2 separate regions of the Homo sapiens genome follow, and region 2 is linked to region 1. A link is a contact called in ENCODE Hi-C or POLR2A ChIA-PET data. All regions are on one chromosome and are shown on one strand. The core of a region is the stretch at or near the end of the contact, and the rest is flanking DNA. Distances in the headings are between cores, read along the strand shown.

What was found. Hi-C counts contacts between places; a loop is a spot of excess contacts on that map. ChIA-PET counts read pairs that join two places held with the same protein, here RNA polymerase II (POLR2A). Pooled maps may share reads with other maps.
Region 2: a loop to region 1 is called in a map of dorsolateral prefrontal cortex, with 4 times the contacts of the local background. The contact joins the enhancer-like site here to the promoter of PIK3R3 in region 1. A Hi-C loop is called at or near these places in 5 of 168 maps with a recorded cell type or tissue (MCF 10A, PC-3, PC-9 and 2 more), 6 of 37 single-sample maps with no recorded cell type and 15 of 50 pooled maps. POLR2A ChIA-PET finds 5 or more read pairs at or near these places in 17 of 52 experiments (AG04450, GM12878, H1 and 12 more).

What each region holds. Positions count from the first base shown.
Region 1 is chr1:46,129,437-46,136,461 of GRCh38, reverse strand. It overlaps PIK3R3 (phosphoinositide-3-kinase regulatory subunit 3), which reads left to right and starts at 3,833. Exons shown (of 10, transcript NM_003629.4): 1 at 3,833-4,615. The coding sequence starts at 4,510. The region is part of intron 1 of P3R3URF-PIK3R3 (P3R3URF-PIK3R3 readthrough); the gene reads left to right. LOC101929626 (a long non-coding RNA gene) reads right to left here and starts at 3,091. Exons shown (of 3, transcript NR_125987.1): 1 at 3,072-3,091; 2 at 1,808-1,931. RefSeq lists enhancers at 3,051-3,280, 4,521-4,570.
Region 2 is chr1:46,221,037-46,227,184 of GRCh38, reverse strand. LURAP1 (leucine rich adaptor protein 1) reads right to left here. Exons shown (of 2, transcript NM_001013615.3): 2 at 5,929-6,148. Among named protein-coding and RNA genes, the nearest start is that of LURAP1, 21 kb to the right of the region's middle. Within about 2 kb of position 3,529, at least 2 of the 41 ENCODE cell types and tissues checked have a DNase peak (open chromatin) inside an H3K27ac peak, as active enhancers do; they include OCI-LY7 and dorsolateral prefrontal cortex, where a contact is called at or near this core.

The DNA of each region.
Region 1 (7,025 bases), core at 2,584-5,083:
AAAAATGGAAAATCACGATTTTAGACACTGCTGTCTCAAGAGATGACTATTGATTTTCAGGTGAGATGTCTTTCCAGAAGATCCACTAACATGGTTCTTTGTACATTGTGAAGGCAAACTTTTCCATCAAAACTTGATATATCTTCTACTTACAAGTCAAGTGTCTGGGGAGGCCCTAAAAATCTGCAACTGATAATTTGTAGGGCTTTCTGGGAGTCATATTTGTTAAATGAGTTTATTTAATTGCATGGACTGGGCCTTATCACAAGACAAGTGGTCAAGGGAAAATGGTGAGAGAAGAAAAAGAAGGTATTGAGGCTGGTAGAATCCCTACCCAAAGTCTAAAGTCAGTTCTGGTGCTAATGCTAGTGATCAAAAAAAAAAAAAAAAAGTATATTTCCATTTTGCAAGGCTTTTTTTTTTTTTTTTTTTGAGACTGAGTCTCGCCCTGTTGTCCAGGCTGGAGTGCAATGGCGTGATGTCGGCTCACTGCAACCTCTGCCTCCTGCATTCAAATGATTCTCCTGCCTCAGCCTCCCGAGTAGCTGGGATTACAAGCGCTTGCCAACATGCCCAGCTAATTTTTTTATTTTTAGTATAGACGGAGTTTCACCACGTGGGCCAGGCTGGTCTCAAACTCCCGACCTCGTGATCTGCCCACCTCAGCCTCCCAAAGTGCTGGGATTACAGGCATGAGCCACCGTGCCCGGCCCCATTTTGCAAGGCTTTTAAAAAAATATTGTGCGCTCAGATGGCACCTTTAATCACGAAGAACTTCTGGCTGAGTTCCAGACTGATTCTGCTGGCACAGAGAGCTCTGAGATCATACCCTATATTCAGAGCACAGAAGAAATATTTCATCCATCTCTGAAATAAAGAGGAAGAAATGAAGCATATTTGAACAGTTGCAGAAAAAAACCATACCAGGGTGAAAAGTGAAGGGCATCCTAGCCATTTGGAGTTACAGAAAAGTACTATTAATCCTAAATACTTAAGTGGCATATTTTTTCATTCTAAGTGTTTCACTATAAACTAAGCAGCTTGCATAAATCTATTTCATAGATATATAAATGAAAGCAGATTTCATGATTTACCTAAGACTACTTTAAATTAAAAAAAGAAAGGGAGAGGGCAAAGGAAAACAAGCAGCTCCCAAAGTAGCAGGTTGTGACCCAGGAGCTTGAGTGCTTAGAGCTGAATTTAATCCACACCCAGGTCAAATATAATTCTCCAACTTGGAAGTGGTCCAGGACACCCGAGCTAACATTTTTTACCTTTGCCAAAGAGCCTGGGGCAGTTTGGTGACAAGCAATCACAACCTCACTTCTATTTCTCAACTGAAAGAAAGACCAGAATCATCTCACAGGTGCTTTCCCCCATGGCAGGGCACTGGTTTAAGCTCAAGGACTAAGAAAGTTTGCTTCCCCTTGATTCATCATTGCCTCTTGCATCACTTATTCTCTGGAGATATATTCAAAGGTCTATTTAAGTTGGAGAGTTGGGTCATACAATTTTAGGTGGAAAGACTGAATCACAGCTTTACTCCATGTGTCAGCCTTGACCACTTGATTATATACTGTGCTTGGACGTCACTTCATCTCTCAAAGCCTTAGCTGTGGGAAAAGCCTGGGTGATTGCTCTGTGTATTAGAAACTGAAACCCCACCACTAAATGCTGAAAAGTGGTCCAGGCAAAAGGTGCTGTGGAAATCTGAAAGCCATTATCTTTTCCACACTTCCTCTCTCTTCACCCTCATTTTGTTTGGGAATGCACATGAACACCCGTGAACAAAAATAAACCAACCCACCCTTGACTGATTGTTCTGTCTTTTGAGTTATCAAACTTGAGTGCTTCTGGCTCCCAGATATGCTGAAGTAGAGACTGCTGGGAAGGCAGCCACAAATTAGAGTTGATCTTCCAGTATCTTCTACCTGTAAGGAATGGTTCAGGAAATTATAATTAATGAGTCCTGCCCCAAAGTTGAAATCATATTTGGATTTCAGAAATAATAAGAAAGCATATAAGAATCCTGGTGTCTTTTCTTAGCTCAACCATGTCCATCCATACTTTCTGGCCCTTTTAAACCAGTTACTCTATACCCAGTCCATATACATTTTGACTGTCTGCCCTCAGGAACTGTCTCAACTCAGGGCATCTTTAAGGAAGGCAGAACCACCTTAGGAGGTAGAGGGTGAAACGTGGCAACTCTTCCATAGGCGAATCAATATAGCAGACATGCTCAAGGTAGGAGGTTTTGCTAGGGCTTAAATCAGGCTGTCAACTCAAACACAATGGGCTTTGTTACTCCTGTGTAAAGAGGAAATGGAGCAGTTTTTGGCCTCCTCAGACTGTATTGTAGGGTATACAGGATGGCAATTCCAGGCACAATCTTCAGGAGACACAAATCTGCTTTTAGCTATTCAGTGTTCCCCAGCAAGTTAATTAGCTGTTTCTGAAATGCATGGAAATATTCAGCATTTTCATAGTGAAGCCAATCTCCCAGATTTAAGCTTTGGGGGTGGGAATGAGTATGTGAGGAAGAGGGTCTGTCAGGGAAACAGAATAGAGCCCTTTTGGTGAGAGATTCCAACACCTGTGACTTATCTTAGAAATTACACATGCACTGTAATTCCAAGACTTTTTTTTTTTTTAATTGGTTTGAGCACTCGAGCAGGAGGGCTTGCTGAGACCTCTCACTATTTTAGGCGTGGGGAGTTACCTCTGGGTTCAAAAGTCTTTGGGTGGGAAGCACAGAGGAACTGCGAAATGCCTCCCTCAGAAATGTCCAATTGCTCAAGGGGAGAAGCAGGGAGTGGGGTCAGGTAGCAGCCAGGAAGGTTGCAGGGGCCACGGGCACATCCTCTCCCTGAGTGGTAAGGTGGCAAGTGGGTTTGGGGACCATTGCTTTGACAACTTGTCAAGGGTGCGGAGAGGGCTGTCCCAGCAAGGTGAAGAGGTCTGTAGGAAAGGAGTCTCCCCAGAGACCTCCTAAGGACCAGAAGAGCGCGCACCCCGCCAAGTGACAGAACGTGCCCCCTCTGTGTCCGCTCCCTTCCCCCGCGGCCAATCACCGGGCAGAGGCGTCTCACGCCAGCAGGTCCTCCCTGGCTCCTCTCCTTACTCGTCCGGGCGGACCAAGCCTCAGCAGGAGCCCCGCCTGTCTCCAGGCAGTTTGAGCCCCCGAGCGCTCGCCCAGCCTGTCAGTAACCGCCGTTTGCGTTTTCTTCCTTTCTTTCTTTCTTTTTTTTCCTCCTCTTTTCTTTTCCCCTTCTGCCTTTGTCCCGCTTAGTAACTGGGCTCTGACCAATCGCCGCCTTACCGGCCGGCGCCGGCTGTCTCCTGATTGGCCCGCTTGGGGCGCGCAGCCGTCTCCCGCTCCTTCGCAGGAGCAAGGCAGACAAAAGACGCAGGCTCCAGGCTCCGGCAACCGGCCTCAGCCAATCACCACCCACCTTGCCTCTCTTCCCTCGCCCCACTCCCTCCTCGCCTGGCTCGCGTGCTCCCGGCACTGACTCCTGGAGTGCGGCCAGCGCCCGGATCGTACCATTCTGATTGAGGCTGGGGGAGAGCGCGGATGGCTGATTGGGGAGCCGAAGCCTAGAGAGCGGTGGGGAGACGTGAAAGTCGAGATGGAGAGCAGCTTTTTGAACATGTTCTCAGGCACTTGACAGAATCCCGGTACATCGAGGCGGGACGGCGTGGAAGGGGCGGTGGTGATGCCTGCTGTCCCCCCTCCCGGCGCGGTTGGGTGGCGCCTCAGCGGGTGGGCAGCATGGGGCGGGGAGGGTGTCCCCTCCGCGCCGTTAAAATGAAACTCTAGTGGCTGGAGTCCGGGCAGAGCTTGAGGGCAGTTGGTGCGGTCGGGTTGGTTCTTACACCCCGGCGGGAGCGCCCAGACAAGCCGAGCTGACTGGACTTCTCCGGCCGGCCCCATTCCCGAGGCTGCGGCAGCTTCGGTTCCGAGACCGACCGGAGAGGAGCCCGAGTCCCGGCCTCTGGGGGATTCGCTCTCTGCAGACCAGTGGGACCCCGAAACTTGAACGCAATCTCCAGCCCCCTTTTTTGCCTTCCTTTGTCACTTGCCCGGGTTTCTCCCAACGTGTTCTTTTTTTTCCTCTTCATTCTCCCTCCTTCGAAGGACACAAAAGTGGCTTCCGCGGAAAGATTTGGAGGCGGTGGGAGCTTTTCTCCCCGGAGAGCGACTGTGTAGAAAGGATTTTTGGGAAGCCGCTTTTTAACACCTCTGCTCTCCGTCCCCCAAGCCTCTGTGTAATCCTCTGAGGAGAAAAGCCCATAGCTTGAAAGTTCGGGGGCATTTTGTTGTGTTCTGTAGGAGAGAGGGGGAGGACCCTGTTCGGGTAGTTTGGCCGGACTGGTACTGGCCGTTGGAAAACCCGAAGTACATTTCCGTGTGGAACTTTTGCAGATATATATTTTTAGATTTTTAAATACCAGATAAAAAATATATGCCTTCTATATATCTCCTGGCGACCTGCCCCTGACAGCGCGATGTACAATACGGTGTGGAGTATGGACCGCGATGACGCAGACTGGAGGGAGGTGATGATGCCCTATTCGACAGAACTGATATTTTATATTGAAATGGATCCTCCAGGTACTTGGGAGAAAAAAAAAAAGAATCTCGTGATGGGTCTGATTTGTATTTACCAAGAGCTTGCTGATGTTTTCAGGGCAGAAGTATTCCTGGGTGCGCTAGGTTCGGGATGAGGAGATTTGCAGTTACAGCTGCGGTAAAACTGCTTCTGGTTTACACGTTTAAAGTTTGCAGTTAGGACCCTGATCCTATTGTCCTGCGAAGGTGGGGGTGGGGGCTGGAAGTGGGGGTGGGAGGAGAGACCCCTTTTTAAAATTATCATTATTTTTTACTTTGCCTTTGCGTGTCGTTCAGGTTTTTCTTGTGCCCGCCACTTTATTTTATTTTTTTCTTTTTCAATTAAAGACTCTTCTACCTGCAAAGGATGTTTTATATCCCGGGGTTAAAACCAGTCTTTCACTTTGGGCGAATTCTTGAAAGCTTGTCCTTTCATACATTTGTCTAATTTGGTTCGTTGTGTTTTACCCCGGTTAACTTCTGAAACTGAGTTATGTGATTATTCATTGTAAGACTCCCTTTTTCTCTTGCAGAAACAAATGCCGGTTAGTGATTTTTTTTAGGGATTGGGCGTTCGTATTCAGCCATGGTCTTAGTCTGAGGTTTTCCTTCTCAGAAGATAGTCGCTCAGAGAAATCTACGTGCAATATTTTATTACTCTTTAATTTAATGATGATTTAACTTAATTTATGGGATAGGGTTTAATGTAACTTCAATTCCTAGAATAAAGAAAAAGCAAAAACAAAAACGAGGGAACCTTTCTGTTTCCTGTGAACGTGTGATATATACATATGTGTTCCTATACACGTAATGTAAAGTATACATATATAGCACTATATTTTTATTTTAAAGCTCTGTCTGACGCTATTACAGACATTTTGTGTATCTGGTAGGAAAGGAAAAGGAAAGCAAAATGGAAAAGTTGGCTTTTTTTTCCTTTAAAGTCTACCCCATTTTATGATTATTAGCTGTCAGATTTTCTCAAACCCTGTTTGCAGTTACAGATGGTGTTTTATGTAATGATTCTGAATAAGTAGAGAGCCTTTGTGACTCCTTGTTTCTGTCGAGGATGAATTCTTTATGTATTTTAAAACGTGTTATGGCTAAGTCTACAGAATAAAATGTGTGTCATTGGGGAACCTCGTTTATTATAAGACTGTATTTTTGGAAACGTTTGAAAGGATTTGAGCCATGCAAGTGTGAAGAAGTGTAACTGTCTTATAGAAGGTATGTAGAAATTGTTTCCTGTGTCCTTGCAAACGGTGAATTATCCTGTTTTTTTTTTCAATTAGTCAGTGTTAAATGGTGCTGTACTAAAAACTAGTATTGAATAAACCTTTTTCACTCTTGATGATCACTTAGAATTTTTTTCTTTTCCTTTATTTCAGAGCTTTATTTGCTTTTATAATTGTGACTGCAATCCAGATGCAGCTTTTCAGTGTTTTGTAAAGTTTGTAAGATTTGCCACCCATCTATTGTGTCTTTCCCCCTTTGTTTCCCCCTAACGGTAAAGCATGTTAGATACATTTGTCATACATATGAATAGAAATTTAGTACATCACTGGTACTTTTATTGTAAAAAGTAAGGTTAATAATTCTAGATTCCTGTTATAAGAATTATATATTCAAACTGCCTTAGAATTATACTGCATTATATAGTACCTTGCCTTGCAGACATACAAAGGGAATTTGTTGGGTGGGAGGTGAGTAGGGAGGAGGGGAGAAAATGAAGAATGCACTTATGGTTGAAATATATTAGCCTAGTAGAAAAATACTGGTCAAGTTGAGTTGAGTTGTCCAAAAATAATTTTAAGAAAAGTTGACTGTTATAACTATATGGAGACGTGGGTCTTATAAGGTTGTATAGAAAATTCTGATCCAAACTTTATTTTCCATGGAAATAAACATTTGAGTTTAAAATGTTCATCCTTGAATGAAATTGTGCATACTGAGATTCTATTGAGAATACTGAAAAATACATATGCTGTTCTTTATTACCCCTTTTGTAGCTTTAATGTAGAATATGGTTAGTTATTCCTAACAGCTTTTTGAAAACGAAGCACACTTGAGTATGCTGAAACATTGCCTATGAAGTGAATGGTTTTTCATGGAAATAGTGTGAATGTCAACCTTGTTTTATGTGATAAATTAAGTTTTCAAAACATTTAAAACTGTATCATTAGTGAAGTGGTTGCAGCATGTTTTGTAGGTTTTTCCTAGCTCCCACCCCACATCAAGCTCTTATTATTTCCTTCCTGGACTGCTGTGATAGCGTACTAACTGCTCTCCCATTTCTATCCTGTTCAAGCCACGGTAATGTTAAGAGTATCATCTGATGATTTATCTTACAATGATAAATCTTCCAATGGGTTTAAAAACCTCTGAATGGCTTCCCTTTGCCTACAAAATAAAT
Region 2 (6,148 bases), core at 2,280-4,779, 91 kb before region 1:
ACTTCTCAAGGCCAGGAGTTCAAGACCAGGCTGAGCAACACAGTAAGACCCAATCTCTAAAAAAAATTTTTTTTTAATTAGCTGGACATGCTCGTGTGCACTTGTAGTCCTACTCAGAAGGCTGAGGTGGGAGCATTGCTTGAGCCCAGGAGGTCAAAGTTACAGTGAGCCAAGATCACATCACTGTCCTCCAGCCTGGGTGACAGTGAGACCCAGTCTCTTAAAAAAATAATAATTTTTTTTTTTGACACGGAGTCTCGCTCTGTCGCCCAGGCTGGAGTGCAGTGGCATGATCTCGGTTCACTGCAACCTCTGCCTCCTGGGTTCAAGCAATTCTCTTGCCTCAGCCTCCTGAGCAGCTGGGACTACAGGCATGCGCCACCATGCCCAGATAATTTTTGTATTTTTAGTAGAGATGGGGTTTCACCATGTTGGCCAGGCTGGTCTCGAACTCCCGACCTCAGGTGATCCACCTTCCTCGGCCTCCCAAAGTGCTGGGATTACAGGCATGAGCCACCGTGCCCAGTCTAAAATTTTTTTAAAAAAGAAGAAAATAAAATAAGAAAGGGGCCTGGTGATGGAATTCACTATGCTATGAGAAGCATGGTTTAACTATTAAATAATTAAAAATAACAATTTAAAAAGAAGACAACTAATCAATCTGCCCTTTCCAGAGAGAACCCAGGTTAGTTCACTGGGAATATAATTATCTTCAGCCTTGGGGAATAGGAGCACAGAATGGTTCTGGAGAGGAGACAGTGTTGAGGAATCCTCCACTGTGGTTACCAGGAAGGTCTCAGGTCTAAAACGATTCCTAAACTGAGGCTTTCTCCTAAGCCTGATCTTCATCTTTGGCTCTCCCTGGTGGTGATGGTACAGGAGGCATTTGACATTCTCTAGACATGGGGTCTGGACCTGCCACCTCCGCCTTGGTACCACCTCTCATTCCAGGCTAGGGGAGGCTGGACAAAGCACAGAGGTTCATTCTGGGCCTGGGTGCATCCTCCTGCCCACTTTCCACCCTGCCTGTGTCAGGCTAAAAGCCCCTCTCCCAAAGATGTCCAATTCCTAATCCCCAGGACCTGAGGATAAATATAAATTTTCTTTTAAGAGAAGAGTCTTACTATATTGCCCAGGCTGGCCTGAACTCCTGGGCTCAAGTGATCCTCCAGCCTCAGCCCCCTGAGTAGCTGGGACTACAGACACTCACCAGCTGCTTAACCTGTGAACATTTTATCTTAAATGGTAAAAGGGACTTTGAAGGCAGGATTTAATTAAGGATCTTGCCAATGGGAAGATGATACTGAATTATCCCAGTAGACCCAATGTAATCCTTACAAGTGAGAGGCAGTAGAATTAGAGAGATGTAGGGATGGAAACAGAGGTTAGAGAGGAGAGAAGATGCTCTGCTGCTGGCTTTGAAGATGGTGAAAAGAGCCACGAATCAAGCACTGCAAGCAGCATCTAGAAGCTGGAAAAAGCAAGGAAACATTCTTCCCTGGAGCCCACGGAAGGAGTGTAGACCTGTCAACACTTTGACTTTAGCCTGGTGAAGCTGATTTTGGACTTCTGAACTGTAACATAATAATTTTGTTTTTTGAGCCACTTTGTGGTAATTCATTACAGTGACAATAGGAAACTAATGTCCTGCCCCAGCTTCTGGGCAGCACTAATCTGTTCTCCTAGGAGAGTAGGGTCTAAGTGAGTGTATGGCATGGGTAGGGAATCAGAGGAGGCTTCCTGGAAGCCCCTGCAGTCAGGTTGATCTGGGTTATTACAGCTCATTTGTTACTTAACTGACCTTGAGCAAATTTATAAGTAAGACTATTGTTAACAATGCACTGTTTATAGGATTGCTAAAAAGTAAATTTAAAAATATTTTCAATTATCTAATTTGTAAATTAGCAACTTTTTTTTTCAGTCACATCTCCTTGTGGGCTTACACATATTCATTCTTCCATTCACTGAACAGGTGTCACGGAACACCCAGTGTGTGCCTGGCACCATACACACAATGAGCTTGTGTCTGCTACAACTCTCAAGCATTTCTCACTGAAGCTGTCACTGAGCTTCCAGTTAGCTCAGTGCTCAACCTCAATGCCTCCATCCTAAATGCAGGCCTCAGCCGGGCATGGTGGCTCAAGCCTGTAATCCTAGCACTTTGAGAGACCGAGGCGAGTGAATCACTTGAGGTTAGGAGTTTGAGACCAGCCTGGCCAACATGGTGAAACCCCATCTCTACTAGAAATACAGAAATTAGCTGGGTGGTAGTGGCGTGTGCCTGTAGTCCCAGCCACTCAGGAGGCTGAGGCAGGAGAATCGCTCGAGCCTGGTAGGCGGAGGTTGCGGTGAGCCGAGATCATGCCACTGCGCTCCAGTCTGGGCGACAGAGTGAGACCCTGTCTCAAAATAAATAAATAAATAAATAAAATAAATAAATGCAGGTCTTTACAATGCCCACTCCCATGGTCTCTTGTCTCAGCCAGCACCGCCCCCGCTTATCCCCCCAGGCACTGTTTCTGCAGCTTTCATGAGCAGCCTCTTCTTTGTCTTTACTCTGACCCCGGACAAAAGCCCCCAGTGCACTTGAGGGCAGTATGCGCCCTCTGATATTTTCCACACCCCGTTTTCATCCCATCCTCTCCTCTCTCTGCATTTCTGCCCTTTTTCTTACCTTCTCCTTCTTTGAGCTCCCAAACAGCTGTACCCTATAAGCCAGAAAAGTCTAGTTAGAGAGAAGCTGAGCCTCAACCAGCCAAGTTAGAGGCAGGTAGAAGGGACCAAAGATATGTGTTTACTGGAGTTTCCGGGCTTCTCTGGTGGTGAACTGAAATCTAAGGTATTCAGCCAGGATGCCTAGACCTAAGCGGAATACCCAGGCAGCCTCACTCACCCCAGCTTTCCAGCCCCACAACACTCTCAGGTGCTATCCAATTGACCCGTAATTCCCTGACCTGTGGAGCCACACCTACTTCTGCAAGACCCATCTAAGTTTCCTAATTTCACAGCTCCCCACCCCCACCTCTGCTTCTAACCTCCAGGTCTGAAATGCTGAGCTCTGTTCCTATGATGTCTGGAGCTACTAGCCCTCCTTCCCAGAAAAATGGTGGGTCCAGGATTGATTTTTCCTCCTATCTGTGATCCAGACTAGTGCATCCTTCACCCCTTCATCCAGTCCAGGCCCAGGGTTTTCTTTCCTGCAGCTCTTCCTCTAAAGACTAAGCTGCCTCTTTAGGAAGAGGTGAGAACGCAAACATTGTAACAGGGGCAAAATTGCTTTCAGTCCCTTTGGGCTTCAGTGGTGTTGACTGGCCAGGTGATGGAGCTGTGGGCATGTGGGCTTGTGATCTGGGTTTTCTGACCTGGACGTCGCCACAACTTTACAATGGGTGATGCTGGGCAAGTCTATGCCCTCTTTAGGTCTGACTCACTAGCCTTTCTGCGCACTGACGGGGGCTGGTCTTTAGAAGGCCATGTTTTATTTGAGCTTGGAGGTTCCACACAGCAACTCCAGCAGTGGTGCATAATGGCCACAAGAGGGCGGGCAACCTCTTCAGCTCATAAGTGTGTAGACTGAACAAGTGAACCTCAAATAAGAATACTATACAGTGTCTTCCAAGAAGGGTATAATTCCATGAACAATGTTGCTGAAGAGAAAAAAAAAAGAAATAAAGGCTGGGCATGGTGGCTCAGGCCTGTAATCTCAGCACTTTGGGACGCTGAGGTGGGAGGATTGTTTGAGCCCAGGAGTTTGAGACCAGCCTAGGCAACATGACAAAACCCTGTCTCTAGAAAAAATACAAAAAGTAACCCGGGCATGGTGATGCGTGCCTGTAGTCGCAGCTACTTAGGAGGCTGAGGAGGATCACTTCAGCCCAGTAGGCAGAGGCTGCAGTGACCCGAGATCGCACCACTGCGCTCCCGCCTGGGCGACAGAGTGAGACCCTGTCTTAAAAATAAAACAACAGGCCAGGCAGGTGGCTCACACCTGTAATCCCAGCACTTTGGAAGGCTGAGATGGGCGGATCACTTGAGGTCAGGAGTTCAAGACCAACCTGGTCAACATGGCAAAACCTCGTCTCTACTAAAAATACAAAAATTAGCCAGGCATGGTGGTGCACGTCTGTAATACCAGCCATTTAGGAGGCTGAGACAGGAGAATCGCTTGAACCCGGAAGGCAGAGGTTGCAGTGAGCCGAGATCGCGTCACTGCACTCCAGCGTGGATGACAGAGCGAGACTCCATCTCAAAAACAAAACAAAACACAAAACAAAACAAACAAACAAAAAAAAACAGGAAGGGTAATTAACCGAGGGCACACTACAAAATGACTACAGAGTAGGGACTGGAATAGGAGATTCAAATTCCCAGTCTGAGGGGAAGTCAGGAGTCCCAAGACCATAGGAGTGGTATGGAGAGGTCTTGTGAGCAGTGGAAGAAGCTGAGAATATACTTTGGACATTTCAATCATTTGAGGGGGTGGGAGGGGAAGAGAGGGTGTTTAGGGACAAGCCATGGACTGAATATTGCTCCAGAAGGACCGGGGTGGGAGTTTCAAAATGAGACTTGAGGAATTTAGGGAAGCAGAGATGATCAATTTGGCTTCCTTCCCTTCCCCAACACAGAATACAAAATAGAGAAATGGCACGAGTTATTCCAGGATTTGAGGAGGACGCCTCTTTTGCAGGAGGATGCAGTGAACAGCCAAAGTCATCTGACATCCTTTTCCATCTTTTTCCTTCTAGTATCCCAGTTTCAAGGCCCAGGAAAGGCAGGGACTAACATATGGAGCAGTTACCCCAGAGTTCAAAGGGTTAATCTCTAAGAATTCATTCTCTGACACCAGCCACAGCTCTTGTCCCCATCTCTGGGACCGTCCCCTCTGAGCCCCAGGTTGGCAGCTTCCCTGAATTCCTTCTATGATATAATTTGTAATTCGGCAGGGCTCTGGGACCCAGGCTCAGAGACCCAGGCTCTGCTCTCTCCTCAGTTTCCGGGAGTCAGGGCTTGCTCTAAGGGAGGAAGTAAACAGGCCTTTCCCTTGCTCCCTCTCCTTTTCCAGGATGGGGCCCCGGGACCAAAGAGCTTCTGTCTTTCCCTGCCACGCCCCCACGCTGCAGCCTAGACAAGGAGATTCCTTGTGTCCCGACCTCAGGCAGGCATCCTTGTGACCAAATGGTGGAAGGCTGGGGACAGGGTGGGGGAAGGGCAGTCACAAAGTCAGAAAGGATGACACCTCCCCTATCCAAGATTCTGGTACACCCCCAGAGCTCTGAGACCTTGAGGTTCTCTCTCCCTGGCTCCCATCAACAAAGGGCAGAGGAGGCCAGGACTCATTTGCATATAAAAGGCCTGGAGAAACTGAAAAGGCATGGACACACAGAAGCTGAACCTCCTGGAAGGGAGATATGGAGTCAGAATACAGGAATAGGGCCAGACACAGCAGCTCATGCCTGTAATCTCAGTAATTTAAGAGGCTGAGGCGGAAGGACTGCTTGAGCCCAGGAGTTCAAGTGCACCCTAGGCAACATGGTGAAACCCTGTCTCTGGAAAAAAATACAAAAATTAGCCAGGCATGGTGATGCATGCCTGTAGTCTTAGCTCCTTGGGAGGCTGAGGAAGGAGGATCATTTGAGTCCAGGAGGTCGAGCCTGCAGTGAGCACTACTGCACTCCAGCCTGGGCAACAGAGGGAGACCCTGTCACCCTATCTCAAAAAAAACAACAAAACAAAACAAAAAAATGGAATACAGGAATAGGGGCAACACAGGGACAGGGTAAGACAGGGGACCATGGCAGGGTGAGCCAAACAGACTTGAGAGAAATAAATGGAGGCCCCTGAAAGCTTCTCTCCCTAAAAGCAGTCAGGAGTGCTGGCCCAGACAGGGATGCAGGGATGGAGCCACAGAGGAAGTGAGATCCCCTAGGATAAAATGAGAACACTCTATTTAAAAAGTAAGACCTGAAAAGAAGCACAAACATCTGACAATGAGAAACTTTCCTGCCAGGAGGAGTGACATGTTACTGTTCACAAGAAGTAATGGTATGGACGATAAATAATGTGATCTCACTTAGCAGCAGGGGCTCAGATGCCCCTATATGACCTACTACCATCCAAGGACCCGTACAAAGGGCTACCCATCCTGGCA